Linked DNA regions of Mus musculus: regions 2, 3, 4, 5, 6 and 7 are each linked to region 1. The links are chromatin loops, found by intact Hi-C in ENCODE. Cell type or tissue: left cerebral cortex. All regions are shown on one strand. Region 1 holds the start of Slc24a4 (solute carrier family 24 (sodium/potassium/calcium exchanger), member 4). Region 2 overlaps Gm30198 (a long non-coding RNA gene). Region 3 overlaps Slc24a4 (solute carrier family 24 (sodium/potassium/calcium exchanger), member 4). Region 4 overlaps Cpsf2 (cleavage and polyadenylation specific factor 2). Region 5 overlaps Rin3 (Ras and Rab interactor 3). Region 6 has its middle 75 kb from the start of Slc24a4. Region 7 overlaps Cpsf2 (cleavage and polyadenylation specific factor 2).

The links. Hi-C counts contacts between places; a loop is a spot of excess contacts. Peaks named below come from ENCODE experiments on the same cell type or tissue, not always from the same donor. Only the 100,000 strongest peaks of a DNase experiment are listed, where the experiment ranks them.
Region 2: a loop joins it to region 1, with 2.2 times the contacts of the local background. A loop is called at or near these places in 2 of 42 quality-filtered maps.
Region 3: it touches region 1 in a loop (2.1-fold over the local background); 3 of 42 quality-filtered maps call a loop at or near these places.
Region 4: a loop joins it to region 1, with 4 times the contacts of the local background. A loop is called at or near these places in 6 of 42 quality-filtered maps.
Region 5: a loop joins it to region 1, with 3 times the contacts of the local background. A loop is called at or near these places in 9 of 42 quality-filtered maps.
Region 6: it touches region 1 in a loop (2.7-fold over the local background); 4 of 42 quality-filtered maps call a loop at or near these places.
Region 7: it touches region 1 in a loop (3-fold over the local background); 7 of 42 quality-filtered maps call a loop at or near these places.

What each region holds. Positions count from the first base shown.
Region 1 is chr12:102,126,846-102,130,845 of GRCm38, reverse strand. Slc24a4 (solute carrier family 24 (sodium/potassium/calcium exchanger), member 4) reads right to left here and starts at 2,119. Exons shown (of 17, transcript NM_001362345.1): 1 at 1,327-2,119. The coding sequence starts at 1,456. In left cerebral cortex, a CTCF peak has its summit at 1,759; DNase peaks (open chromatin) are centred at 999, 1,812 and 2,684; H3K4me3 peaks cover 2,973 bases; H3K27ac peaks cover 2,290 bases.
Region 2 is chr12:102,458,957-102,462,956 of GRCm38, reverse strand. Gm30198 (a long non-coding RNA gene) reads right to left here. Exons shown (of 3, transcript XR_381856.1): 2 at 2,728-2,847. Among named protein-coding and RNA genes, the nearest start is that of Golga5, 8.2 kb to the left of the region's middle. In left cerebral cortex, a CTCF peak has its summit at 1,548 (motif pointing right); DNase peaks (open chromatin) are centred at 1,564 and 2,604.
Region 3 is chr12:102,189,183-102,193,182 of GRCm38, reverse strand. The region is part of intron 2 of Slc24a4 (solute carrier family 24 (sodium/potassium/calcium exchanger), member 4); the gene reads right to left. Among named protein-coding and RNA genes, the nearest start is that of Slc24a4, 62 kb to the right of the region's middle. In left cerebral cortex, a CTCF peak has its summit at 2,001; a DNase peak (open chromatin) is centred at 2,169; H3K27ac peaks cover 292 bases.
Region 4 is chr12:101,983,028-101,987,027 of GRCm38, reverse strand. Cpsf2 (cleavage and polyadenylation specific factor 2) reads right to left here. Exons shown (of 15, transcript NM_016856.3): 3 at 3,693-3,852; 4 at 3,503-3,608; 5 at 1,678-1,807. Among named protein-coding and RNA genes, the nearest start is that of Cpsf2, 9.1 kb to the right of the region's middle. In left cerebral cortex, a CTCF peak has its summit at 1,685 (motif pointing left); a DNase peak (open chromatin) is centred at 1,708.
Region 5 is chr12:102,385,247-102,389,246 of GRCm38, reverse strand. Rin3 (Ras and Rab interactor 3) reads right to left here. Exons shown (of 10, transcript NM_177620.4): 9 at 1,530-1,693. Among named protein-coding and RNA genes, the nearest start is that of Lgmn, 52 kb to the left of the region's middle. In left cerebral cortex, a CTCF peak has its summit at 1,824 (motif pointing right); a DNase peak (open chromatin) is centred at 1,821.
Region 6 is chr12:102,051,923-102,055,922 of GRCm38, reverse strand. No RefSeq gene overlaps it. Among named protein-coding and RNA genes, the nearest start is that of Slc24a4, 75 kb to the left of the region's middle. In left cerebral cortex, a CTCF peak has its summit at 1,576 (motif pointing left); no DNase peak of the experiment used is centred here.
Region 7 is chr12:101,999,684-102,003,683 of GRCm38, reverse strand. It overlaps Cpsf2 (cleavage and polyadenylation specific factor 2), which reads right to left. Exons shown (of 15, transcript NM_016856.3): 13 at 2,708-3,007; 14 at 922-1,056; 15 at 1-555. The coding sequence ends at 463. Among named protein-coding and RNA genes, the nearest start is that of Cpsf2, 26 kb to the right of the region's middle. In left cerebral cortex, a CTCF peak has its summit at 2,236 (motif pointing left); a DNase peak (open chromatin) is centred at 2,233.

The DNA.
Region 1 (4,000 bases):
AAGGCAGAGATTGAGAGTCTATAGTATCAAGCTCCCGGGTCATCATGCTATGGTCCAAGGGGTCACACAGAGCCATATCAGAGAAGGCATGGATGCCCCTGAACAGAGATGGTAGCACGGGAAGCTAACTCCTGATCTAGCACATAAAAATAGCTCTGGCTTTCAGACTACACCTCAACTCTTTACCTGTCCAGATGTTTCAGCTAGGTAGCGATACATCCTCCAGAACGCCTAACTCTCGCAGCTCCTCTAGACATTTTGTCGTTTCTTGTGTTTAATTGTCCAATTGCAAAGCATTGGGTATGAAGGTGTTAGAAATAAACTTTCTGGACTTCTTTAGAAACGAGCCACTCTCTAGCCTTCTACCCCCCCAAATCACAGTCTGGGTATTGAAAGAGAGTGATGTCTCTTTTTCTGTTTAAAAATTTAACCAGGTTTCACTTGTTTTTAACGTCGCTGTACCGATCTCTTAATGATCCCAAGATACTATGTTAATGGCCTCACTAACCACTCAAAAAAGATGCCCTCCTCCTGTGCCTCTGGCTAGGTTAACAACATTTATTTCACGGGGGGGGGGGGTGTCACCCCAAATGTTAACAGCACTAGTTCTGAAATATCTAGGCACTAAACATTCTTTAAAGGCTAAACACGAGCCCAAATCACCCCGAAATAAATATTTCATAAGTTTCTTCTCTTTCCCCACTCCGTCTGAAATTTGCATGTCTTAACAGACTCCCAGGTCGCCTTCTGCTTGGAGGAGCGTGGATCATGGCTATGCACGCCAGCCCTCCCTCTCCGTGGGGATTAAGCAGAGTTGAGTGAAGGGATGCTGGAACATGGCAGCAATCTCCCACGGGGACAGACTGCCCCCGCTCCGTTTAGGTTTGGGGAAGACCAAGCATTTGGATCAGAGCAGGTGCAAGGAGGAGAGCAGAGACTAAGCCTGAGAATTTGGGTCTCTGAGGGATGGAGCACAGCTTTGCAGAACAGAAAAGGGGGCTGCTCAGTTTCACACATCCTAAAGCGGGAGACTCTACCCCTGGGCTGCCATGAGTTGCCCATTACCCGCACACTCCAGGGACAGAGGTGGTGCAGGCTTTGATCCCAATAGCACACCTACAACTACGTCCGGAACCCCCAGGGAGCTTGAGCAGTTCGGCAGAACGTCGCCACAGTCCAGCTCGAGGCTCAGCACTCCTGGGTGAGCACTGCCCGCTGAGCGGGAAGGGAAAACCCTGGGGACCAATCTGACAGAGAAGAAGCTGGAGCTGTCAGAGCTCAAGCCCCCCAACTCCTCCAGCGGAAAACATCCTTTCCCACACCTACCCAAGCTTCCAAAGAGGCCGGAGGCACAGCACACCAGGGCCAGCACAGCGCACACGAAGCCAACTTGCTGCGGCAGCATCTCTCGCCTCCGGCGAACTTTGCTCTGCCGGATGAGTCCACGGAGAGCCATCTCCGTACGCCCCGCGCCCCTGGAAGAAGATCCCGAGCTTCAAGGGTTGGAGCGCTGTCTGTGGCCCAGCGGCGTTGGGGCTGCAGCGGGGCGATGCGTAGCTCAGAGGCAAGGGGCTCTGGGAGATAGCTTCATGGTCCGCGAACAAGGCAGTCACGGGGAGATCGGATGGGAATACCAGAGGAGGGGGAGCAATGCACGGCCGGAGCTCAGAGTTCCGCGCGGGGCGTGCGCGCTGCTCGCACCATGACTCCGTGGCGAGGAGACGACGCCTGCACGGTGGCGCTGGCGGCCCTGCTTGTCGGCTTGGCGCAGTCCGGGCGCTTGGAGCCGCTACCTGCCCACTGCTCTTCAGCGCGCTCGGAGTCCGCCGGGAGCAATCAGTGCTTGGCGAGCGCCCCCGCGCCCCGCGCCGCCGCGCCCACTCGCAGCATCCTCCTCGTCCAAGTTTAGCCCCGGCCGCCCCGGCTGCCCGCCTGCGAGGCTCCTCTGCTTCTCTCGGAAAGCAGGGCCCTGGCAGCTAAGTGCGTGCAGAAGGACCGCGCGCAGCACTCTCAGAACTCAAGACCCTCTCGGCCAGTGGCCGCAGTTTGGGCCCTCCCGCGGGCGAACTGTCCCGGGAACTTTCTCTCTGGCTCTTAGGCGGCCAGAGCCTGTGTCTGCGAGGCCGTGGCGCCTCCCGCAAGCTGCTCTCGCCTCCCTACTCCTCCCCTCCCGCCTGCCCGCCTCTCATCCCCCCCCCCTCCCCTGCACGTGTACACCTCCCCTAGGGCGCTCGCCCAGTGCGCTTCTCCCTTCCCCCAAGAGAGGCTCAACTACTGACCAATATAATCCCCTTTCCTTGCCTCCCTCCAAACCCCTTCCTCTCTCTCTCTCTAACCCTACGGAGCCAAAATGAGTCCTCAGCTTCTTGTGATTGCTATAAGGTGGAACAGGTTATGGCATCACCAAGGACTCTCAGAACCAGGGTTTCTGTAGGGCTCTCACACGGGTCCTGGCTCCCCGAGACCCCCTACCCCCCGCAGCGACCCAAGGCGGTCACCACTACCACCCGGAGGTCTCCAATGCACAAGTAGCTTAATTGCTAGCTCAGTGCTAAGAAACAGGCTTGCACCAAGCCAACCGACGCCCGCCGGGACCAGTTCCTGCCAGGCTCTCTGGGTAACCTAGGGACCTGTGTGGCGGGGGCGCAACACCGACCTACGAAATGCTGGTAATCTGACAGAGGGAGAAACCCCGCAGTTCTGCGGCTCTGCTGCCAACAGTTGGGAGCTTTTGATGTTTTGCAACCTCACAGCTTCGCAAGGCTTTCTGGTTTGGGTTTGTTTTTCCACCTCTCTTACTTTCGGCTCTCTAGTGTAAGCCGCTTTTAAAATGTGGGCGCAGTGAAATTTCCGAAGAGCAGTGGAGGTGTCATCCAGACGCAAATAAGTGGAGGGGACCTCTATCAGGAAGGATCTCTAACTCAGACTTCCCTGTCGGTTTTCTATCCTGTGCTGATTTAGGGGTTAACTCCTCTTAAAACCATTTTTGGATCAAAGCCAACTGTGTTTAATTAAATAAATACATACCCGCCATTTGTGAGCTCTGTGCCAAGTGCCATCCAGCCAAGAAACAAAACAACAACAACAACAACAACAACAACAACAACGTGTATTAAGACCCAATGTCTGCTTTCAAGGAACCCTGAACTAAAGGGGGGCCTGTCCCTCAGATGCTAAGTGGGATTCTCAAAGTGTTTTGCTCTGAGCGCCAAACATTCCCTTGCTGCTCATTAGGCTACGGGGTGGTCCACAGCAGCCAAGTCATTGCCTGGGAGTATAGGAGACAGGCAGGTTGCACATTTAAATCTACTCTTAGACCTACTGAGCTAAAATGTGCATTTTTAACCAGATTCCCTAGAGATCTTGAGCATAGTCAAGTGTGAGGACTTCCCTTCTGGGGACTGTCCCAAATGCCTCCTCTAGCTGGCCACTACCAGCAAGGTTCCTTTGTACTTCTTAGGCAAGCAGAGGGACACAGGTAAGAAGTGCCCAGAAAGCTGGGGTGGGGGCGGGGTGGGGTGCCATTGTTTGCAGCATCTTCATTTCTTTTTTTTTTTTTAAGATTTATTTATTTTATGTATGTGAGTACACTGTTGCTGTCTTCAGACACTCCAGAAGAGGACGTCAGATCTCATTACAGATGGTTGTGAGCCACCATGTGGTTGCTGGGAATTGAACTCAGGACCTCTGGAAGAGCAGCCAGTGCTCTTAACCTCTGAGCCATCTCTCCAGCCCCAGCATCTTCATTTCTATACTGTTCAGTATGGTCCGTAGAATAGGTGAGTTTATTAAGTATAGGAAAAAAAAAAGAAAAAGAAAAAGAAAAAAGTAAAAGAACAGGCAGGCAGGCAAAGTGGGCAGGTAGATAAATAGCAAAACATGGCCAAATCTGAGATTTATAAACTGGAAACAGTTACAATTGGGCGAGTTGAGGCAGTCAACTGCAGTTCTCAGTTGAACTGTCTCCTCATGGCTGAGCTTTCTGATCTTGGTACCCGCT
Region 2 (4,000 bases), 330 kb before region 1:
GCCCTTGCTTCGCTTTCCCATCCCATAAAAATGTGGTACAATCTCCCTTTGGGAATTTTGTTCAGATCCCGAACTGACTGTCTCCTTGCACGGACAGAAAATAAAACTTTAATTTTTAAGCTTCTGGTGAGTTTTCTTGGCTTCTATCCTGAACCCAAAAATATTATATAGGATAAATGAATGTTTTAAAAAGGAAAGATATTTACTGGGGGGAAGGAGACAGACACATGCAGAAGACACACAGAGCAAAAGACCCTTAGCAAAGCAGACGGGAAGCTTGGGAACTGAAAAGGCCACTCTCTTCTAAGGGCACCTAATCGATTGAGACTTGTGTGTCTTGGTTTAGGTAACAGAATAACAGCGTCTTCCCTCTCACCATCCTTTGCTGGTTAACAGACAAGCATGAGCCATCTGAGGAAGCAGGACAGGAGTTGGTTTGCGGGGCCTGAGAACGTGAACTCAGCTTTGATCCTGCCAGCCAGGTGGACCTTGTTCCTTGAGATGGCTGAACTCAGGCAACTACCTCCTAACATCATGAATGTTCTGTCTTCACACTCCCCAGAAGAGGGCATCGGGGGCATCGGATCCCATTACAGATGGTTGCGGGTGCTGGGTATTGAACTCAGGACCTCTGGAAGGGCAGTCAGTGCTCTTACCCCCTGAGCCACCTCTCCAGCCCCACAAATAGCTTTTATAAACCTCTGATTCTGTCTGCAGTGTGTGAGATTTCTCTCTTGCTACCTGATGTGCTTCAGGTTTTCTCTGCTTTTTAATTTTTTTAACAGGCAGGGAAAATGAAACAGGCCAGGACCCCTAGAGCATACCAAGTCCTCCCAACGAGAACTGACTAATGTCTTAAATCAGCACTTCAAAGAGAAAACATCCAATCTGTCAAAAGCACATGTGAAAGTATGTAAAATTATTAGACATCAGAGATGTGAAAATTTAAAATTCCAGAAAAAAAAAAGCTTTAGCATCCTGCAGGGTCACTAGAGCGATGGCCAAAAGCAGGAATACCAAGTCCCGTGGAAGTAAAACTGTCACAGGTCTGCTCCGTGACTCCACAGAGGTCAGAGGGAGCACTTGCCCCTCAGCTCCATCTCTCTGAATCTCCACAGCCCTTATTAGTCATCCTCTTCCACTCTGTCCCTGGAGGCTCTCGGTTACTCTCACTTTTGAGAGTCCTGTGTGCTTACAGTTTGGTTCTGTAGTTCTACTTCCTTGGTCTACCTAATGTCAAAAAATTAAAATTGAAGGAGCTGGGGAGACAGGTCAGCAGTTAAGAGCACTTTCTGCTCTTCCAAAGGACCAGAGTTCAGTTCCCAGCACCCACACTGGACAACTCACAACTACCTATAATTCCAGCTCCAGGGGATCAGGTACCTTCTTCTAGCCTCTGTGGACATGGACACACACACACACACACACACACACACACACACGTACGTATGCACATGCACATTCATACACGCACAAATAAAAATAATGCTTTTAAAAAATGAAATTGATTTCTTTGTGCATTTTTAGCTTCCAACAGCAGAGGGCACTGGGTACTTAAAAAAATCTGTGCCTTCCATCTGGCTTGCCAGGTAAAATAGGCATTTCTCCATTCTCTTGTTCACAGACCACAGAGTATATGTCTACAAAAGACTTTTTTTTTTTTTTTTTTTGTTTCCTGGCAAGTATGGACGTGCCTCCAAATGTGACGGTGATTCTGCTGTTTCTCTGGAAGCTAAACTGCCCTGAGAGATGAGTGCTTCTGCCACTGAGCCCCTGAGGAAAACTCTTAGACGTGCTCTGGCATTGTTTGTTTGTGTCTCTGATTTGTGTGCTGGAGATTTAATCCCCAGTGCAACAATGTTGAGATTTGGGTGGGACCTTTAAGAAACCATTAGGTATCTATATCTGTAATCATATAGCTTGGAGAGCTGAAGCGAGAGGATTAGGAGCTCAAGAACAGCCTGGGTTAGGTAGGAGAGGCCCTATCTCAAAACAAAAGTAAGTAATTAGGTCATGGGGAAGAACTAATGGGTTAGTGTTTTGTTTTTGTTTTTGTTTTTGTTTTTAACGGTAGGAATGGGCTAGTTATTGCTAGAGTCAGTTTCTTAGAAAAATAAGTTTGGCCCTTGTGATAGCTTGGCAGCAATACTTGGTGGTCAACTTGACTATATCTGGAATGAATTACGGTCCAGAAATGGAGAGCACACCTGTGACCTGGATCTTGAGGCGGGAAGACACAATCTTTTGATCCAGGTCTTAAGGTGGGATGACCTATGCTCTTAATCCAGATCAACGCAGACCTTTAAGTCAGATCTGAGCCTCACCTTTGATCTGGACCATACCTTTTGCTGGAGACCTACATAAGGACAATGGAAAAAAGAAGGGTTTGTTCTTTGCCTGTTTGCACACACTTTGCCAGCACATCTGTTGAAACCTACTTCTTCAGGATTCCAGCTTATACAGACGGCCAGCTGAGACACCCAGCCTCCTGGGCTGAGCAGCTACTAGATTCTTAGACTTCCCATTCACAGCTGCCCACTGTGGGGTTAGTTGGACTGCAGACTGTAAGCGATTCCCATGAATTCACTTTATGTGTATAGATTCATTCTATAAATTGTGTGACTCTAGAGAACCCTGACTCATACAGCTCTCTCCTCTTGAACACATTTTTAGACTTCTGCCTGGTTGCCTCATTCACATTCCTCGAGCCTCCTTTGTGATACTTACCCCTTGATCAAAGCTGTCGCTTTGCTTGTCTCTCTCAGCCACTTACTCAGACTTTGAACTCTGGTAGCCCGGGAGCACACCTTCAATCCCAGCACTTGGAAGGTAGAGGCTGGTGGAGGTCTACAGAGTGAGTCCCAGGACACCCAGGGCAAAACAAAAAAGAAAGGAAGAAGGAAAAAGAAAAAAATCAGTTCTTCAATTCTATAATACGGATCCAAGACTGTCTACTTAGAAAGTTAAAAGCTTCATTTGGCTCATGGGTTGGAGGTTCTGATCTTGACCAGCTGGTTCTGTAGCCTTGGGCCTGTATTGAGGCAGCCATGGGGGCGTAATTAATGGAGTAGATCCACTTAAACCATTGGTGGAGCAGAAGCAAAAGGACGAGGCCAGAGTGCCGTAATCTCTGAAGACATACCCAGAAGGACTCACAGATCTCCTGACAGGCCCCCTGCTTCCTGAACATTCCACAGCCTTCCAGCCATATGGGGGACCAAGCTTTAACACATGGGCCTTTGGCAGTAATTAAAGTCTAAGCTATAGGAATGTCCTTATCTTCTAGAGATATATATTGTGATATTTGCTTATTGAAATATTGATGTCTGATGTATTAGTTCTCTACTCATCCACAATCAGCCTTCAAAACACACTGCCTTGCCAGACAGTGGTGGCACACATCTTTGATCCCAGCACTTGGGAGGCAGAAACAAGCAGGTCTCTGTGAGTTTGAGGCCAGCCTGATCTACAGAGTGAGTTCCAAGACGGTCAGGGCTACACAGAGAAACCCTGTCTCAAAACAAAACAAAACAAAACAAAACAAAACAAACAAAAATCAGCACTGCCTTACCACAACTGTAAATACTATCAGTGTCCACAGTTTTCATGGGTCAGGAGGCTGCCTAGCCTTCTGGTCTCCAGCTATTCAGTCCTTCTGATATGGATCTCAGACTGGGATGCCTGTCTCATCCCAGTGTGACAGGACACGATAGTGCAGAGGTTCCTCCATCTTGTACGCTCGTTGGGGTTATTTCAGGTTTAGGTAGAATTTGATCTCCTTAATGGAGAATCCCATGGAAAATTACCTAACTCTGTTCTAGGAACCCAAGGTCAGCATGCCTCAACTAACTTACCTTACCTGCTTATGCAGAAGTCCCTCCAGCTTATCTTATCTTCCATTAAACTGCTTCCACTAAGAAGCCCCGAGATGCCAGGACACGCATTCCAGACCTTAGAATAATAACCCTGAGTGTCAGAACCCTTGGTTTTGAAGGCAAGG
Region 3 (4,000 bases), 62 kb before region 1:
GGTGCTTTTAAGTTCCTCTGAGCCTTCAATGTATACCTACTGGGGTGGCTGTTCTGCTGTAATTATTCCTGTTTCCACATGTCAGCCATACTAGCCCAAGGGGGCCCACAGCTAGATAGGGGAATCATGGCTGACTAGGCAGTCCCATTTATTTCCAGCTTCTTTTGTATTGAGACTGACTCATTAGCAACTCTTCAAACACATGTTTGTCCTAGGCATACAAACTGTAGGCTAAAATCCGTACTTGTGTTTGCTGAGCCCAGGACTCCCAGCAAACACCAATGCCCACACGGAGGAAAACCAAACTGAACGGGAAACTCTCCACTCAGGTCAGTGGGATGAAGCCAAATGAGTGGCTGCCTCTTACTGTGGCCCATCACCATGGGATCTCCTCACAAGTGACTGAACATTCAATAAGATACTACTGAGTATGTCCTGAACTGGAGTGCAGGGGTCAAAGTCAAGGGTAAAACTGACAGGCTATGTGGCCCAAAGGTAGCAACTGCATCCATGGTGTCCTGGACACAGCCTATATCTTCTCTGCCCGAGCTGGTCCTCTCACTCCCTCTCATCCCTTCCCCTTTCTCCCTCTATCCAGTATGCTCTGGATCATGATAGGTCACAGTGGTATTCCACTGAAGCTTGAGTGCTGTCTGCCATCTTCCCCAACCAGGCAGGTTCTCCTCCCTGCACACCTGCATGTTCTCCTCCCTGCACACCTGCATGTTCTCCTCCCCGCCCACCTGCAGGTTCTTCTCTCTGCACACCTGCATGTTCTCCTCCCTGCACACCTGCAGGTTCTCCTCCCCGCCCACCTGCAGGTTCTTCTCTCTGCACACCTGCATGTTCTCCTCCCTGCACACCTGCAGGTTCTCCTCCCTGCACACCTGCATCTTCTCCTCCCTGCACACCTGCAAGATCTCTTCCCTGCACCCCTGCAGGTTCTTCTCTCTGCACACCCACAGGCTCTCCTCCATGCACACCTGCAGGTGGTTCCATTACTCTCCTCTGTCCATCTTCACAGTGAATGAATTTTACTCCCTCTGTTGTAATTCTCCAGATCCACACGAACCCTTCCTTCCAGAGCCTCCAGTTACCCAAGGAGTGAAGGGTCCTCTCCTCCACGTTCCCAGTCTTGGCAGCCAGCTGAATTCCTGCTCCAGAGGCTGGCATAAGGAGCTGAGGAAGAGTCCAGGTTTCATGAGCAATAGAACAGCTGCCACTGAAACATGTCTCCCAGTAGCCTTCTCTCCAAAACTGTTCATAGGTGACCACATATCTCGCACTCCCCAGTGATGCCCACTCCAGCTCTGAGCTGGTGCCAGCCTCATCTCTTTTGGGTCTAATGTGATTGGGCCAGTCTGGTCTTCAGAGGCCCTTCATGGCTTTTACTGACCCAAAGATGAGATCACTTAGTTCAGCACTAAAACAGCCTGTGACCATTAGCTTCCAACACATTTGGCAACCCTGATGCCCAATTTTGGATGTTGACCTGAGTGGATCAATGGATATGTGGACAACTGGGGCTGCCGAGATGATGGGTGTTTGGCATCCATTCATCACTCGGTTTGGTTTTATGGTTTGTTCTCAGTAGGGGTACTGAGGGGTCAGGGCCTATTGGGAGACAAATCCCATACATTCTATAGGTTCAAAATCCCAGTGTGTTAGTGCACCAGTGTTGCAAGTGAGAAGAGTTTTGGTAGGAAAGACCTTTCTATGGGTGAATGCATAGGTTACCTTTACTGATCCCCAGCATGTTGATTCTGGGTCACACCAAACAGAACACACACACATACACCACACACCACACACCCTCCCCTGCTCCAAGAGCTGTGGGAGAGCCCTGTGACAGACCATTGCCTTAACACTTGTAAGGCCTTGGGTTTGATCCTTCATACTCCAAAATGTAAAGAAAATTGATTTGATGCTAGCCTGCAGAGGCTCAGGCTCCACAGCTCTGCTCACCTTCTCACACATGCAAAGCTCTTCCCTCGTCGCCAGTCGGCAAGAGAGTGAAGGAAGCGACTCTTGACTCATTACAGATCCATTTTCAAGCCAAAGACACAAACCCAAATAACTCTAGGCCGTGATGGTTCACTTAGTCACAGATGGCCACAAGCAAAAGTGACTCAGGCTGGAGCCAGGCGGGAACAGCAGGTGCCGGGCACAGAAGGCGGCTGGCTCCTGTGCTGTGGGAGTCTCAGAATAGACACCTCTGCATTCCCAAGTACAACCTCAGCCAGCCACTCTGGTGGATTTCACACTAGGCTCAACGACAAGCAGCTGAGAACCAACTGTGAAGTGCCGCAGCTAAAGGACCATAAAGACAACGAAGCTGAGTGTGTGTGCATGTGTGTGTGCTGGGGAATACGTGTACATGGGTGTGCTGCTGCATATAAGGGCCACAGGATTGTGTCAGGTGTCCTGCTCTATCCACTTTTCCTCCTTATTCCTTTGAGGCCGTCTCTCACTGAACCTAGAGATAGGGTGGCAGCCAGGAAGCTCCAGCAAGCCTACTATGTCTTTACTATCACAATGCTAGGGTTATGGGCACGAGTATAGCCATGCCCAGCTTTTTATGTGGGTGCTGGAGATTTGAACTCAAGTCCTTGTGTTAGTACAAGCGCTCTACTTATTAAGCCATCTCAGCCCCTCAGTCTGATTTTTAACAAATGATAGCCAAGATAGCATATAAACATGATGCTATCGTGATACACATAAACACTGTCACCAAAGGGAGTCAGAGATGGAACTAATGAGGTGTCACTTAAAAGTAGAGAGCAGGAAGAGCAGCCATGAAAGTGGAGAGCCATCTCAAAACAGCCAATGATCAGACTCTCACAGAGCAAAGCACACTGCCCAGGGAGTCCAACATGGCATGTCCACACAGACAGACAGACAGACTGGCCTTAGAGGGGTCAACAGCAAGGGGATCCAGACTTCCTATGGAACCTTGCACTATGGCCTTCCTGCTCTAGAAATGCATCAATTCTATTTTATAAGAAATATGTCTTGGGGTCAGGGAGATGGCTCAGTGGGTAAAGGCTATGGCCAATGATCTGATTTAAATCCCCAGGACCCACACAGTTAAAGGAGAGTAGTGAGTCCTCAAAGATTTGTCATCTGACTTCCTTGGGTGCTCTCTCTCTCCCTCCCTCCCTCCCTCCCTCCCTCTCTCTCTCTGCATACTACCCTCCCTCCCTCTTCTCCTCCCTTCCTCCCTACCCTATCCTGTCTTACACACACATTAAAAAAAACATTAAAAATGGGTGTGATTTTTCCCTAAGCCAAGCAAAACCTTCCTATTTATAAAGAACATGGCATACACAGACTGGGAAGAAGAGTCCAGGGGTCACGGCAGCATGAGCTCTATCCAGAGCTTGGCCTCCTGGATGGATATGGACAGCATGGCTGCTTCTTTCCATGAGGGACAGTAGTACTCAGTGCTCATGCTCACTGCACAGTCCATGCTGACAGTTGGTTACTAGCTGGACAATGATGGAACCTTTCAGAACCTTCAGTTAGCAATTGTCCTATAGAAAACCCCAGTAGAGGCGCTGCTATGCGACTTTGGATCCTGCAAATGATGGGAAAGGAAAGCAAGCCCAGACCAATGGCTTTATCCCCTCTGATCTTTGACACCTCCTCTGCACACCTTGGAAGGCTTGGCTGGGATGGAACCTCAGAGTCTTACAGCACATAGTGCATAAGCAACAGAAATTCACTGTTCTTAAGGCTCAGAGGCTCAAGATCAAGGTGTCAGAATCCCTATCAGTGACATCCCTTTTATGTGTCCTTATGTGACAGGCAAAACAAGATCTCCTCAGGCTTGGATACTGGTGCCTCATTTCCCCAGATATGCTCGCCAGTTCAATGCATTCCTTTCCCTCACATGGAGAAAGGAGCCATAATGTCCTCCTGTGGCCAGAGCAGGCGGATGAGAACACAGAGATGAGCCAATCCCATCTGCACCTGGAGATCATCTGCACCTGGAGATCAT
Region 4 (4,000 bases), 140 kb after region 1:
ATATTCTAGACTTTTCTGTGACATGAACATTTTTCTAAATCTAACTTTTAGAAGTTGTAAAACATTTCTGCCTGAAGCTGGTTTTTTAGAAAACTGGGGTATACACACACACACACACACACACACACACACACACACACACACACACACAGCCTAGGTGACGGTGTGCTCCTCCTACCTCAGCTTCGCAAACGCTGGAATTACAGGCATAGAGCATAGCAAGGCGCTCACCTGTCTCACAACTGTAAAAACTTCCTGTGAGATCTGTACCATTTTGTATTCATCTGACCATTTATTTTTATCTGAACGCACTTTTTCACCACTTTACCTTTGAAAGAGATGGTTTTTGAAATCCCAACCTCCTGTCTCCAGCTCTCAAGTACTGGGATCACAGAGGTGTGCCACCACACCTGGCTGTATTTTTAAAAATTTTTCCATGAAATGTATTCAATAGAATATACAATTATTGTATTGTAACCTTTTCTGGAAAGTTATCAGTATTTTAAGATAATCTAAACACATAACAAGTACACGTTATCTCAGTGTCTGCTTTGTGACTAACACTTGGCCATCTTGCAGTCAGTGTATTTGTGATTTCTTGAGCAATGCCTAGTCTTATACATAGGTAAGTAGTTGGCTAATTGCTACTGCATTTTCTCTGATTAATGGCTTTACTATTTTAATTTAAATATTTAATTTAAATTTATATATAATCAAATGTATTACTTCTTTTGTAAGTTACTTGAGCCTTTACCTTTGTGTGTACAATCTCTTCCAAGTCAGAGGCCGGACACAATACAGCTTCTGTTTCTAGTTAACTCTAAACCCACCTAGAATTTACTGTCACCTTAATTCATCTGACTTCATTCACCATTTACTTCATTTCCCATCCTTCTCATTCACCCACAACTACAAGTCTAGATTCTGTGAGTCCTTAAATGCTTCACAATGTGAAGCTTGAGATGATTGGAATCTAACACAAGACACCCCTGAGCTTAATGCACAGACATAACAAAGAAGGCCTCTAGGAACCACATACAGGGCACGGACACACAGGATTTATAGTATTTTTCTCAATACCAAATTAATAATATAAAATTATAACTACTCTGTACCATTTTAAAGGGAATTTTAAAGGGATACTATCATTAAATATCATTAAATTAGATGGTAATCACTACTGTTACTGCCCCTAAAAAGATAAGAAGTCGCCGGGCAGTGCTGGCTCATGCCTTTAATCCCAGCACTTGGGAGGCAGAGGCAGAGGCAGGTGGATTTCTGAGTTCCAGGCCAGCCTGGTCTACAGAGTGAGTTCCAGGACAGGCAGGGCTACACAGAGAAACCCTGTCTCAAAAAAAAAAAAAAAAAAAAAAAGTCTCAAAGTCCTAGTAAGAAACAAGTCATAGAAAATATAATTTAATGTGCAAAAATTCACTACTTTGAACACCTCCAGTGAAACATCTGTTTTACAGAATGAGTGTTGATATAGAAAAAGTTAAAGTGCTTATGTCTTATAAGGGACTTGTTGCCCTACAATGAGAACACTCAGTACTTGGTGGTCTTAAATTGCTGTTGAGTTTTAATTAAAAAACAAAATCAAACAGTCGCTTCTGAGTTTCCCTTCAGTGAAGGAGACAATAACCGCATTTCCTTGAGCACTTGTCTAGATATACCTACATCTCCCTCTTGTGGTTGAAGTCCACGGCATACACAATTTCTTCTTCTCCATCTTTGACTATTTTCCATATTGTCCCTCCTATCATATGACCAGCTGGCAGGGGTGTGATAGACAAACCATGTCCTTTGCCTACATCAAGAAGATAATGACAATTCTGAGATTTATTTTCACAAGCCTAGGGCAGTTGTATTTTTAAGTTATGTTAACAGCAACACATTCAACAGTGGCACAAAGTTCAGTGCTTACAGTGAAAAGAAAGCCCCCTCTCCTGTCTGTAGCCACTCTCCTCCCTTAATGGAGATAACTGTTCTCATTTCATTATGTGTTCCCCTGGAGGTATCTATCTAGATACAAGGGCAGCAATGGGACTTACAAGCCAGTGAGTGCACTGTTACTCAGCACAGACTGTGCACTGTATCTGTAGTGCCGTGAATTGAGCCCAGAGCCTCATATATACCAGGCAAATACCACTAGGCTACATCCTGAGAACTAAGTTTTGATATTTATTATTGCACAAATAATTGCCGAGTTGGTTCCATATCTGTTAACCTAACCTGATGGAATAACAATTCAAACCTTATTATGGTAAAGAATTTACCCACAGAAAAGCTAAACAAAGTAAAACTGCTAAGACTACACCACGCGTGGTCATTCTGTGGCTTATCATTAGCATCAAATGTTACTGTGTCACTTTTCTTGGTTGACTCATTTTTCATCTTTTAGATTTATTTTTATTTTATGTGCATTGTTGTTCTGACTGCATGTATGTCTGTGTGAGGATGTCAGATTATCTGGAACCAGAGCTACAGACAGCTGTGAGTTGCCACATGGGTGCTGGGAATTGAACCCAGGTCTTCTGGAAGAGCAGCCAGTGCTCTTAACCGCTGAGCCATTTCTCCAGCCCCCATTTTGTTTTTTGTTTGTTTTTTTGATAGGGTTTCACTGCATACAGCCCAGGATCTTGAACCTGCTATATATCCTAGATAGGCCTTGAACTCATGATCCTTCTCTTAGCCTCCTAAGCATTGGGATTACAGGCATGAACCACCATACCAGCTACTGTGCCATGTATTTAATGCTGGAATGTTTAAGAAAACCTATCAGGGCTGGTGAGATGGCTCAGCGGTTAAAAGCACCAACTACTCTTCCAGAGGTCATTAGTTCAAATCCCAGCAACCACACGGTGGCTCACAACCATCCGTAATGAGAAACAAATAAAAAGCAGGGCCAGAACAAGAGGGAGAAAGCGAGGGGGGAAAAAGAAGATGAAAAAGAAAATCTGTCACAGGCTTCCTGGATGCAGATTTGGTACTTAATAAAATAATACCTTATTAAATAATAAGTTTTCTGTTCTGCCGCTCAAGTATTTAATTTGCTTTAGGTGCTACATTTCGGGCTCTGAGTCAGTCTGTCTCCTGAACCTAACCATAAGTTCCCAGGAGGATCCAGACACAGCAGCTCTTTTTAAGCACTGTTTCCCACCCAGATATGAGGACCCTAAGCTGGTAATATTTTGTCAGTATTTAGTGTGAAATAATGTGAAATTCAAGTGGAAGTTCTAGGAAGAAATGCTACTTTTTCTTTCGATCCCCCACTGCCTGTGATGTTTGTTGTGAACTCCTTTCAGCACTTTTCAGAAGGCTAAGACAACTCCGTTGTCTAAGCTTGTTATGATGCAGCTACGTGGGAGATTCCTTGCCCAGCATGAGTGAGGCTCTGGTTGGATCTCCTGGGACTGTAAAAACTAAAAAGCTAAAAACACAAAGTCAGGAAAAAGGAACAACAAAGCTTCCACGCCATTTGTCCGCAAGTTTACGACGTTACCTTTCAGGTTCACAATCTGAGAGAACTTCAGCTGCTGTATTTTGTCAAAGGCTGCATCCACATCATCCAATGTAAAGAGGGTAAAATCTTCTGTATTGTGTCGAGACTAAAAGAAAAACAAGCCAAATTAAATGATTAAAAATGACCACGAGTGGGACACAAACGCCTCTCTTATAACTGTTCCCATTACCTGATAGAGGTCGTACATGAACATCTGGCCCATTTTATACACAGGAATTGTTGCATAGATGGCACAGTTTAGACCCAGCTTCCCCACGGCGAATGGGAGGGCACCGAGGTGGAGTGGATCAGGATGAGACAGGAGCACTGCATCGATCTGGTGAACATGCCTGTGAATACAACCAGGAGGCAGCCCGGTCAGTTCTTTGAGCAGAATGGGCAGAGCCACCATCATGATTCACCCATTCTAAACTCAAGGCTATGCTAAGGTCGAAGAGCAAACCCAAGGGCTAATGCAATGACTCCCCCTTCCCCATC
Region 5 (4,000 bases), 260 kb before region 1:
CTGGAAGGCAGGATAAAGCTGCGGGTATAGATTATCATCCTAGCGCCTCACAGCTCAGACAAGTGGAGCCGATTGGCCTCTTAGAGCAGGGGTTGTCTCTGGTTTAGAGGCAGGATATGAAGAGGATCAAGGGAAGCTGGGGGTGAGGAGCTGAGGAAGGGGTGAGTTTAGGATGTGAGGTGATGCCTATGGCAGTGGGGAAGTATATGCAGTACGGGTCCACAGACTCCCTGCCCTTTCCTAGCTTTGAGTGTGGTTCTGTTTGTTGTGTGACCCTGACCACTGTTGCTTCAGCTGTAGACTGAGGACGAGAGCCATGGATGGAGTGGCAATATCTGTGGCTGGCTCACGGCCACAACCAGGAAGGCGCTAATGGCTATGTTAAAGGGTGGTATGCACTTACAGAGTGCCAGGGTCCGGGCCTCACCGTAGGCTTCTGTTTCTTCCCAGAAGGGAAAAGTGGGACAGGGGTGCTGTTGGGTGTGTATGTGTGGTGGGTTGGCACTCCCTCACGCCAATGCATACCAGCTTGGGCCAGTCTATGGTGTGCATGTCCTAGTTCCCAGTTCAGCGATGCAAGCACAGATTTACCTTGTTGGGGGGGGGGGGCGGAGTATTTACACCAGGGAAAGTGGCAGAAGCTGAGGCATAGCTTTCTTTTCCTTTCCCACTGGTTCTAAGGTGCTGTTGAATCCAGGAAGGAATAGAGATGCTAGGTTGGCAGCTATGAGCATGGGCAGGGATGCAGGACTCAGTTGGCTGATATGGATGGGAAGTGGAGTTCCTGAGGGGGCTGGAGACTGCAGGACAAGTTTAGTAACCATCGCTTCCAAATGAGGATGGCTAGAATCAACTCTTAGTTCAAAGCTGGGTCAAGAATTTAGACCTTCTGCCTCCCAGAGGCTGGACTCCATTTTCTACACAGAGTCTACATAACTCTGAAGAGCTCTGGAGGGCTGTCTGGCCTCTTGGCCCAACTCCTTCTATTTTCTGCCTATCACCGTCCTGTTCTGTCCCAGACCCTGGGTTTCAGGCCTCTGACACACATGAACCAGGAGCATTGTCCGCCACGTATGAGAGTTTCCCATATAGAGGATTTACAACAGCGGGTGATGATTGCTGCAATGGGGAAGCCTTGGCCAGCAGCACCGAGAAGAATGGTGTGTGGGTGTTGTGTGTGTGTGTGTGTGTGTGTGTGTGTGTGTGTGTGTGTGTGTGTAGCAGGGAGATGATCTGGGCTGTTAGGACATATGGGTGAATCGATCTGATGCAGCCTGGGATATGTGGAATGTCTTGTTCCTCCCATACCACTTGGCCTATTGGGTTATAGCACCTGCCTGGTGGCACTTCTAAGCCTACCCAGGACCTGCAGAGCTAGGAAGATTGGCAGGTAGAACCTTGGATTCCTCTATGCAAGACCCACTGCTCACCCTGAGGATAGTAGGGCTGGCAGGCCAAAGCAACCAAGCATAGCGCACAGATGGTACCTATACAGTTTGTAGCCCCAGACACTTAGTCCCCAGCATCACCTGCACAGAGGAGCGGGAGGCCCGCGCTTTGTTGAGCGTGCGCCTGCGTTCCCAGCGATGGATGGAGTCCTGCACCTCCACGCTCAGCTGTCGGGTCACTGTGATCTTGTCATAGTTTTTAATGTGCTCCAGGGCTCCGTAGGTGGTGGTCAGATAGTAGGAACCTGTGGGGTCAAGGACACTGTCTGAACGAGAAAGGTCTGGATCCACCACATTGGGAGGAGAGCTGGTCTCAAAGTGTGCGGCTCTGCCCATTGCTTCCAACATGCCCCTCCCTTCATAGCCACCAGGGGGCGTCCACGCTCTACAACCTGCTTCAAAGGCTTCACTTCACCGCACTGGGGCTTCAGCCATTGGCACTGTATAGAAACAGCTTAGCTCACATCTTTCCTTAGCCCACTTCAAGAAGGTATTGTGTGGAATATTCCATATATAACATATATAATTATATATGACTATTTTAATATTATAATAAATTAGAAATGTTATTTATAATTACATATAATTATATGATTATATAATATAAAAATACAGAATATATATATATATATATTTGTGGGCACACTCAACTTGCAGAAGTCAGTTTATATATATATATATATATAATTATTTTTAGACAGGGTTTCACTACTTAGCCCTGGCCTGAAATTCATAATAAAGACCAGGCTAGCCTTAAACTCCTAGAGATCCACCAGCCTCTGCCTTCTGAGTGCTGGGATTAAAGGTATGGTTGGTTTACCACACCTGGCTAAGGATACTTATTCAATGTGGCCAGACTGGGAAGAGGACAAGAAACCCAGCAATTCCAACAAGTCTGTCATCCAAGCTCGGTACTCTTACAATGATGTCTGAAATGTAAAATGCGATTTTTAAGTGTTTTAAAATATATAGGATACGTAAGAAACCGAGAGACATGGATGCCTGGGTGTGTGTGGAGGAGGCGCTGGGAGCCCACCTTCTCACTGTAGTAAACACTGTTTTAACAGGAAGAGCACCGTGAGTGTATTACCTATCATAAAAACAATTTCCAAGGATGCACAGGAAATTTTAGTTATCACATGAAGTTTTTAGGGATTAAAATAGTAAAAATATTTGATGCTATGCAGCCATAATATCAGCAGCACTCAGGAGGCAGAGGCAGAGGCAGAGGCAGGCAGATCTCTGTGAGCTGGACGTCAACTTGGTCTACGTAGCAAATGCAAGGCCAGACATAGCTACAAAGCGAGATCCTGTCCATTAAAAAAAAAAGTATTACATTTAAATTTTTATTTTGTGTGCACATGTGTACATGTATTTGTGGGCACACTCAACTTGCAGAAGTCAGTTTCCCTTCCACCACAAGAGTCCCAGGAATTGAAATGAGGTCCCCAGACTTGGCGGCAACTGCCTGCCTTTACCCACTAAAATATTGGCCCACCAAATTCTCTTCTTTAAAAATAATCTTAATCTTTAAGGTTTCCCTGAAGTAATTGAGGCTTTAAGGTATTTGAAGCTGCAGCAGCCATGGAATTTTAAGTTCAAAGACAATGCTTTGCTGGGATGTTTATCTGGCCATCAACTTGTTAGGACTTCAGAACCTTGCTGACATCTTTCACTTTTTAAATTTTTTGGTAGCTTTTATTTTTAAATTTATTTGTTTTATGTATATGAGCATGTGTCTTCAGACACTCCAGAAGAGGGCATGGGATCCCATGACAGATGGTTGTGAGCCACCATGTGGTTGCTGGGAATTGAACTCAGGACCTCTGGAAGAGCAGTCAGTGCTCTTAACCACTGCGCCATCTCTGCAGCCTGAGAGATCCTTCACTTTGAATGCAGTGGTTCTCAACTTTCTTAACTCTGTGACTCTCTAATACGGTTCCTCATGTTGTACTGACCAACCCCCTCCCCAGTCATAGAATTATTTTCCTCACTTCTTTATAACTATAATTTTGTTACTGCTATGAATCATAATGTAAATATGTAGTACATCTAATATGCAACCAACCCACAAAAACCAACCCATGTAATATGCAATCGACTCACAGGTTGATAACTGCTGCTTTCTTTAAAGGGAAGAAATTGAATCATAGAAGAAGAGGGTGATATGGCCAGGATCACACGGTACCGCCCCTGCCCTTAGCATCCTTTCTCCCAGTCCCTAGCTTTTCTGATATTCTCTAGCCTGCTTTTCCTGGCTATTAAGGCCAAGCCAATGGTCTTGGACATGAGGCTGATTCTGCCTGGGACCCACCCCAATTCATCTTCCCATCCTAACTATGGGAGATCTACTGGTATCTGAACTGGCCCTGGATGAAAATGAAAATGCTCGCTTCCAGACTCCTTAAGCTTGGCTGAGCAGGCACAGCCCTGAGTCCGCCGCTGTGGCAGGGAGAGCAGGGCAGGGTTAGGGGTGCTCTGATTCTGAGTCCTGGAGATGAATGAGCATATTGAAAAGTCACTTGCCTTTCTATGTCATGCATGTAAGGGGC
Region 6 (4,000 bases), 75 kb after region 1:
GTTCTGAAGACCAGAAATAGGATCTCAGAAAGTTGGAAGAACTTGCCCAGAATCACAGTGACGATAAGACAGAGCAGGCGTCACACTCAGGTTCATGTGAGCCTTTCTTACAGAACCCGTGAGGTGTCTCGGGGTACGGAGATTATAGGTGAGCATTGGGATCACCTGGCAAGTTGCTACAGCCACAGTCTTAAGTCCAACCCTGGAGCTTCTGAATCGGAAAGTCTGTTGGGGGAGGGGGAGCAGCTGCTGTATTCTGCCCTCCAAGTGGTTCTAATACACAGTGATGTGTAAACTGTCTGCAGATCCAAAGTACAGGAGCAGAAGGGCCAAGGCTTCTCATCTCCTGGGGGTCATGGTCCTGGAGGTCATAGTGCTGGGGGTGGGGGGGTCATGGTCCTGGAGGTCATAGTGCTGGGGGTGGGGGGTCATGGTCCTGGAGGTCATAGTGCTGGGGGTGGGGGGTCATGGTCCTGGAGGTCATAGTGCTGGGGGTGGGGGGTCATGGTCCTGGAGGTCATAGTGCTGGGGGTGGGGGGTCATGGTCCTGGAGGTCATAGTGCTGGGGGTGGGGGGTCATGGTCCTGGAGGTCATAGTGCTGGGGGTGGGGGGTCATGGTCCTGGAGGTCATAGTGCTGGGGGGTGGGGGGTCATGGTCCTGGAGGTCATAGTGCTGGGGGGTGGGGGGTCATGGTCCTGGAGGTCATAGTGCTGAGAAGCCCTCATACCTTCAAAGCCCCTAACATCCCAGTTCAGGTGTCACTCCAAAAATACAATGCCATGGGGCCTTGATCCTTAAAGTGTATGCACTTCTAGCATTGGCTACACTTCTTAGAAAGCTTCTAGAAACGCAGCATCCAGGACCCACCCCTAGACCTGCCTCAGCATAGCCAGTGCATAGGGAAGCTCTAGATTCCCACTAAAGAAAGCACTGGAGTGGAGTGAGCATCAGTCTTAACATCTTCATTCCTAAGCATCAAGTCCAGCTCCATCCCTTCCTAACCTTCCATCTAGGACCTCCATCCCACTCAGTTCTGGAGTTAGTAGAACCCAGTGAATCTCAGCCAGCCCTGGCCTCCTAGTAGGGTCCTTTGACCCTGTGAAGTCCTGGGTTGTCACATGATGCTGGGTCTTCAGCAAGCAAAGACAGGACAAGACACAAGGTTACCCAGAATATAGCTGAGTGATATGTGACCCAGGTAGGGACAAGAAGCCTCCCACCAGGGACTGCAGCCCAAGGAAATAGAACAAAGGAAGAGGGGCAGGAAGGAAGAAGTGGATGACTTACAAACTTTGTCTGTGGACACTGGGAGCTATGCCATACAGGACAACCTTGGTGGTACCAAACTCATTCCTAGTACTGGGTTGGGGTTTCACCTTAGTCTCTACAACTCAGCCCTTTGCATCCTGCCTCTGCTCTAGGCACATCGTTACAAGCCTGAGAAGGAGAGATGGCTAAGCAGTTAGGAGTACTTACTATTCTTGCAGAGGACCAGGGTTCACATCCCAGTACCTGTGTAATGGCTAACAACGATCTGCAGCTACAGTTCCAGGGGATCTAACACCCTCTTGTGGCCTCCATTGGTACCAGGCACTCATGTTCCATACGTGCCTACAAGCAAACAAAGCATTCATACACATAAAATGAAAATATAATAGTAATAAAGAAGCGGCTAAAAGAAAAGCAATCCAAGCTAAGGATTTGAGAAGAGAACTGGCTGTGGTAAAAGCATACAAGCTTTGGGGAAACCCAATACATGTATGCCTGGGGTTTTTAAATCATCGTTTTTTGATGAAAGCCATTTGATAGCCAGGAAGCCTTGGGAGATAGTTCAGTAGCCTTTGTTAAACTGTGCTTTCAACAGAAGGAAGTTGTGTTCTGCCAAGAGAGGATTATCTGCTGCCAGATTATGCCTATAAGATTCCAGAAAGATCTAACATGGCCCCAGCCTAGGTAAGATCCTGCTGGTGAATTTGGCCATCCTCCTGCCCTGGAAGATCTCTCTGGAATCCAAGTGTTCTCTCCAGCAGGATCTACCACAGCAGACTATCACAGCTCCATTCTGGAACCTGGAAGTCCATAGTAAGGGGTCAGTGGGGTGTGACCCTGGTGGTGTCTCTTTCTGGCTAACAGATGGTACCTTCCTCCTGTGTTCTCCTGTGGCAAGTCTGTGTGTGGTGAACCTCCTGGACCTCTGTGTACACACATCCTGTGACTTGCCTCTTTTAATGGACACACTGATCCTATTGGGTTAGAGTCTTCAACAAGAACAGTGGGAGACAATGAGCTACCCAGGATGCAGTGAGACACCCGGATGGACAAACCATGTAAGGAAACAGAAGAGTGGGGGAGATAAGGAGCTTCCAGAAGGGTCTATAAAATGAAACCAGTTCACCCGTAGGACATCAATTAGCCTTAATTAGCTCATTAAAACCCTATCTCCACACACTGGTTAGTACTTTTCCATTTGGAAGGGAAAGGACTGAACACATAAGCCAAGGTTGAGAAGTGGGCTTCGATCACTGCGCAGGAGAAAGGAAGACAAGCCTGTATGTGGTGAACCTCCTGGGCCTCTGTACAGACTGAAGTCAAACAACAAAGAACCCTTTTGAGATGTTAGGATACCCTAGATTTATATTCCACCTGAATGTCCCAGACCTGTCTCTCTCTCTCTTTCTGTCTCTGTCTCTCTGTCTCTGTCTCTGTCTCTGTCTCTGTCTCTGTCTCTCTCTCTCTCTCTCTCTCTCTCTCTCTCTCGTGTGTGTGTGTGTGTGTGTGTGTGTGTGTGTGTGTGTGTGTGTGTGTGTTTGTATGTGTATGTATGTATGTGTTTCTGGGAGTCAGTGTTTACTAGACTGGTGCTCTGGTTTATATTCCCAGCCCCTTTTTAATTTGTTATTTTGAGACAATGTCTCATGAATCATCCCAAGATTACTTTGAACTAACTCTGTAGCCCAGTAAGGCTTTGGCTTTGTAATGCTATAGTCTCTGCCTCTGGAGAGATATAGAATTACAGATAGGTACCACCAGGCCCAAAGTATACGGTGTGTGTGTTTTTACACTTTTGTGGTTTTAAAGATGAAACTAAGACCCTACACAAGCTAGACAAGTACTCTATCACTGAGATACCCCAAGTCCTACATAGCACCTCCCCCTATGAAACAGGGTCTCACTCTGTAGACCTCACTGGTCTAGAACTCATTAAGTTGATGCAGCTATTTTTGAACTCACAGAGTTCTGCCTGTCTCTGCCTCCAGAATGCTGAGATTAAAGGTGTGTACCACCACACCTGACTTTTTTCCCCATGTAGCCTTTTAACGATCTATTTCTTTCCTATATAAAAGAGATATTATCCCAACAATAACTGAAAATAGGCAAAGGACTTCAATAGAAGTTTCTTCAGAGGAAATGCTCAGATAGCCAACATGCACATGAAAAGAAAAATGGAAATCAAAACTACAGTGAGATGCCATTTTATACCCATGAGATAGTCATTATCACAGAACAAAATCACTAGGATGGGAGAAGGCAGCAAGGAGCTGGAACCTTTCCACATTGCTGGTGGGAATATAAAATGTGAAATGATTTAGCAGACCCCCAAAATTAAATACAGAATTACACATGACTCAGAAATCTCACTTCTAGGTCAATGTTCAACAGAATGGACTCAAGCAGATAGGGCACACCATGTTTACACAAACACTGCTCGCAAAAGACAGAGAGCACACACAAACCAAGGAGGATAGATTCTGACTCAGCTACGTGAGGACCCGGTGCTAGATAATCCAGTCATAGGTCAAATAATCAGTAGCATCCATCCTGAAGGTGTCTGATCGTGAAGGCTGAGCAGGGTATGCCCTGGTTAATACTTAGAAAGCAGGCCAAAGGATGAATTGGTAGGATTCCACTCAAATGAGAAGATGAACAGTCATTGTTAGGAGTAGAAGGGGGGAGGCTGGGGGAGGCATGACATGACAGGAGGGATGGGGACACACCGG
Region 7 (4,000 bases), 130 kb after region 1:
ACACACCAGTTTCTGTAAGGCCATCAACAGGTTTGCTAAGTTGCACTGTTCTTTTGTTTGTTTGTTTGTTTTCTCCTTTTTCTTCTTCAAGTAATGAGCTCTTGGAACAAGGGACCTGCAGAGGACACCAATCCCCTTGGCTCTGGGCCTGTCTCTTCGTTGGGCCTCTAGCATTCAGAGCTAGGCAAGAGCATTTACAAAATAGGTTCTATTTACATTTTCTTTCTTTCTTTATTCAGGACAGAGAATCAAACCTAGGGCCTTGCACATGCTAGGCAAGAGCTCTACCACTGAGCTACACCCCAGGCCCTTGATTCATATTTTTCAAAATCTAGTACATGCTCACGTTTTCTGGCAGATTCTTTTTGTATGTTACAAAACAAGACAGCAAAAGTTTAGCCTCAGATGAGAATCCTTTCTTCCTGAGAAAGGTCAAGCAGACACATCTTGACATCATGTCCTTTACACAATGGCATACTGTTCATATAAAAGGTCTCGTATCCTATAAAAGTCTTGACAAAGGCAGCCTTCTAATCCGATGCGTCCAGTTTCTGTCTAGAAAAACAGTTTTAAAAGTTCTTTAGTACATCTCCCATTCATCAACATGCAGAAACAATAAGCACCATTTATTACATGGATCACTTTATGACTGGTCAGGAAATGGGTCCCCTGACTCTGGAATATAGGTAAAACGCTGCGGTAATGGGTTCTTACAGACACATAAATGTCAGAGGAGTCACATAGTAAGAATTCACTATGAAATGATGTACCATTCACTTGAATCACTGCTATCAGCCTTTACAGCCAGCATCATGGATGTAAATGGCTGGTTTCCAGTTTTATGAAATTATAAGACTGCAGAATTATGATAAAGCTTCAGAAGTACACGTTCAACCCAGCCCTTATTAAAAATAAACTTACTCTGCGAACTGCTACTTGATTGTTGCAGACAAGTACGCCCCCTACAAATTCCGCTTGAATCCCCTCCCGCAAAAGAACTTGCTTGAAGTCAGACAGTCTTGGTTCATTCATAAAAACTGACTGATGTCCAGGAACCTTAAATAAGGTCAAAGGGGAAAGAGGAGCTTCAATAAAACAGTAGGCACAAAGCGTATTGGATAAAGTGGAACACTGCACCATCTCTATGATCGTTCTATTAGTCTCTCAAGTCCTTTGACAGATCATCAAGACTGTAAATTACATTCTGAGTTTGTTATTCTGGGTTCTACCTTGTCACTTACCATTACAAAGCCCTTCAGATCTTCTGATGTTTCACAATTTTATTACTCATGCCTCCTAATAACAGAGACTCAAGATAATATTATGCTCTCCGCTCACCCACTTGCTGGAGGGGTCAACTAAAGTATCAAGAGGCAGAACGGAACTGAAACCCCACTTTCCAGGCCCCAGTCCCTGCTTAGTTCAGAGGCTAAGTCCCTAACGCTACTTCCACATTCCCTCCTATCTCGAAGTGACTGCAATGGATACTATGGGCTGAGAATCAGAAGAGCAGGTGGTTTTGCCTAACGCTGCTACTCTGAAAGTGTTCTGAAGAGCACTATAGCTTTAGCACAGAGGAAAAAACCTCCTCACATCTCCCCTGCACTTAAAGAGTCATGCTAGCTCAGAAGCCAGCAGAAGGGGCCATCTCCTTATCTCAACTCTGTGGCAGGCTAAAGGCTCCACCTGACAAGTCTGTAGGACTCTCACAGTATTAATATTGCTCTAGTTTCATTACCTAGAAGCCTTTCTAATTAACGAAGTCCCTCTTGAGAACATGTAACTCCTAGGCTGTACTCAAAGGAAGATGTTTAACTGCATCAAAACCACAGTGAGCCGCATGGAACTGACAGCAGAAGGATGCATTCTTAGAACCCCCCCATCTCCAGGAAGACAATCCTCCAATCAGATGTCCAAGTCCACACCAAAAAAACAAATCATGAACAATTGTATTAGCTAGAGGAGGGTAATATGGCACACACACCATGAAAGCATAGAAGAGAGCCAGGGGATGAGGGAGAAGAAAGAGGGAGAATTAGCAGAAAAAAAAATTGTTTAAAAATAAATAATAAAACAGAATTCTGTGTATGGTATTTAAAAATATTTTTTAATAGGGGCTGGAGAGATGGCTCAGTGGGTGGTAAAAGCATTGACTGCTCTTTCAGAGGTCCTGAGTTCAAATCCCAGCAACCACATGGTGGCTCACAAACACTCGTAATGAGATCTGACGCCCTCTTCTGGTGCTGTGCTTACATATAATAAATCTCTGGGCCAGAGCGAGCTGGGCTGATCGGAACGAGCAGAGAGGTCCTAAAATTCAATCCCCAACAACCACATGAAGGCTCACACCATCTGTACAGCTACAGTGTACTCACATACATAAAATAAATAAATACATCTTTAAAAAACTTTTTTAATAATGAAAAAAAATTGATAAGGATTTTCCTTAAATTATCATTCTGTAGCTGCAGAGATGAAGATACACAGACATATGTCCTGGGCAGTCCTTTTTAAGAACTCCAAAACTGACTCCCATACAATGTATTTTAAGTGGCTAAAGCCACACCAGGGGAACTAGAAGAACGACCAATGGAGAGGCAGTTGGACAGGGGATGCGGCTCAATGGCAGAGTGCGAGGCGAGCACATGTGAGGCCCCATCACCCCAGTACCACTACACAGAGACGAGAGATGGCACAGGCTTCTCACCTCGTGAGGTGGCAAAGGCTCCAGCGTGGGGATGATCTCAGTCTCCTCACCCAACTCTTTCTCGTCCTCTCCAAACAGACTCTTCATGGCCTTCTGCTGGGCCATGGCACTAGAATCGGATGGAGCATCCACTTGCATTTCAGAGTCTTCTCCATCGTCCTTGAGCTCTCCTTCTTCTAAAATAACTCCCGTGTCCACTTTGGAAACTCTCATGTCTAAGACGCCATCTATCCAAGCTAACTCGGCATCTTTAGCTTTACAGAACTGAAGGGAGCTGACAAGTGAGTCTTTTAATCTTACCTGGAGAGGAAGGAAAAATCCCACAGGGTGTAGGTAACCAATTAAACATAATCTCTGCCATTCTCTAACTCTGGCAATATGATCAACATCTAAAGCCCTCTCTCCTCAGATCTCTAATCTTTACAATGACATACTTACCTGTAAGGTTTTAAAAGATCCTTGGCCACTTTCCAGAGCAAGGTTCTCAATATGACTGCACAATAGAATCACATGGCATCCCCTACCCCCAACCATACACTAACACTGGATGCTGCCTCTAGTATTTCTAGTGTAATTACTAAAATAAAGACGAGAGCCCAGATGTGCAGCTACAACTGGTGCACCTTAGAGTGCCAGCTCCTGTGCTTTCTGGAATGTTCCATTCAATTTCACACCCCCTATGTCTCTTCCTCTTATTTACCTAGAATAATTTTTCTGCTTGGCAAGATCTAACTTCCTCCAGATAGAGATGTCACCCCTACCTTCAACTGTCACTACCTCCCACAACCAGGTGAGACTATCTCTCTTCTAACTAGCCTTGTTTGCCATCCCTGTTTCTATTTCTCCCAGTTAAGAGAACTGCAGCAAAGGTTATTTTATTTTATTTTTTTTTTAATTTTTGAGGCATGGTAATACATGCCTATAATTTCAGCACCTCGGAGGCTGAGGCAGGAGAAGAGAGTTTGAGACTAGCCTGGGCTACACAGCCAGACCCTGTCATTCACAAATGAAGATGTCTTTCTGATTTTGTGAACACTTATCCCCTCATGTCTGCCTAGAGCATCCTCCCCCACTCTTGGCTGCAGTGTGTCCTGATATTCAATAAGAGCCAGCTCAGTTATCACTTCTCCCAGAAAGCCTTTCCTGAACCTCCAAACTTGAGCAGGATCCCCCACCCTGACCCCCTTTCTTTATGCTCTCTGGCACCTTGCACACTAGCACAGGAGTAAGTGTGAGGGGAAAGCAGTCTGTCTGCTTTAAGAACCCTGAACTTGGGACGTAATTAGGGCTGTA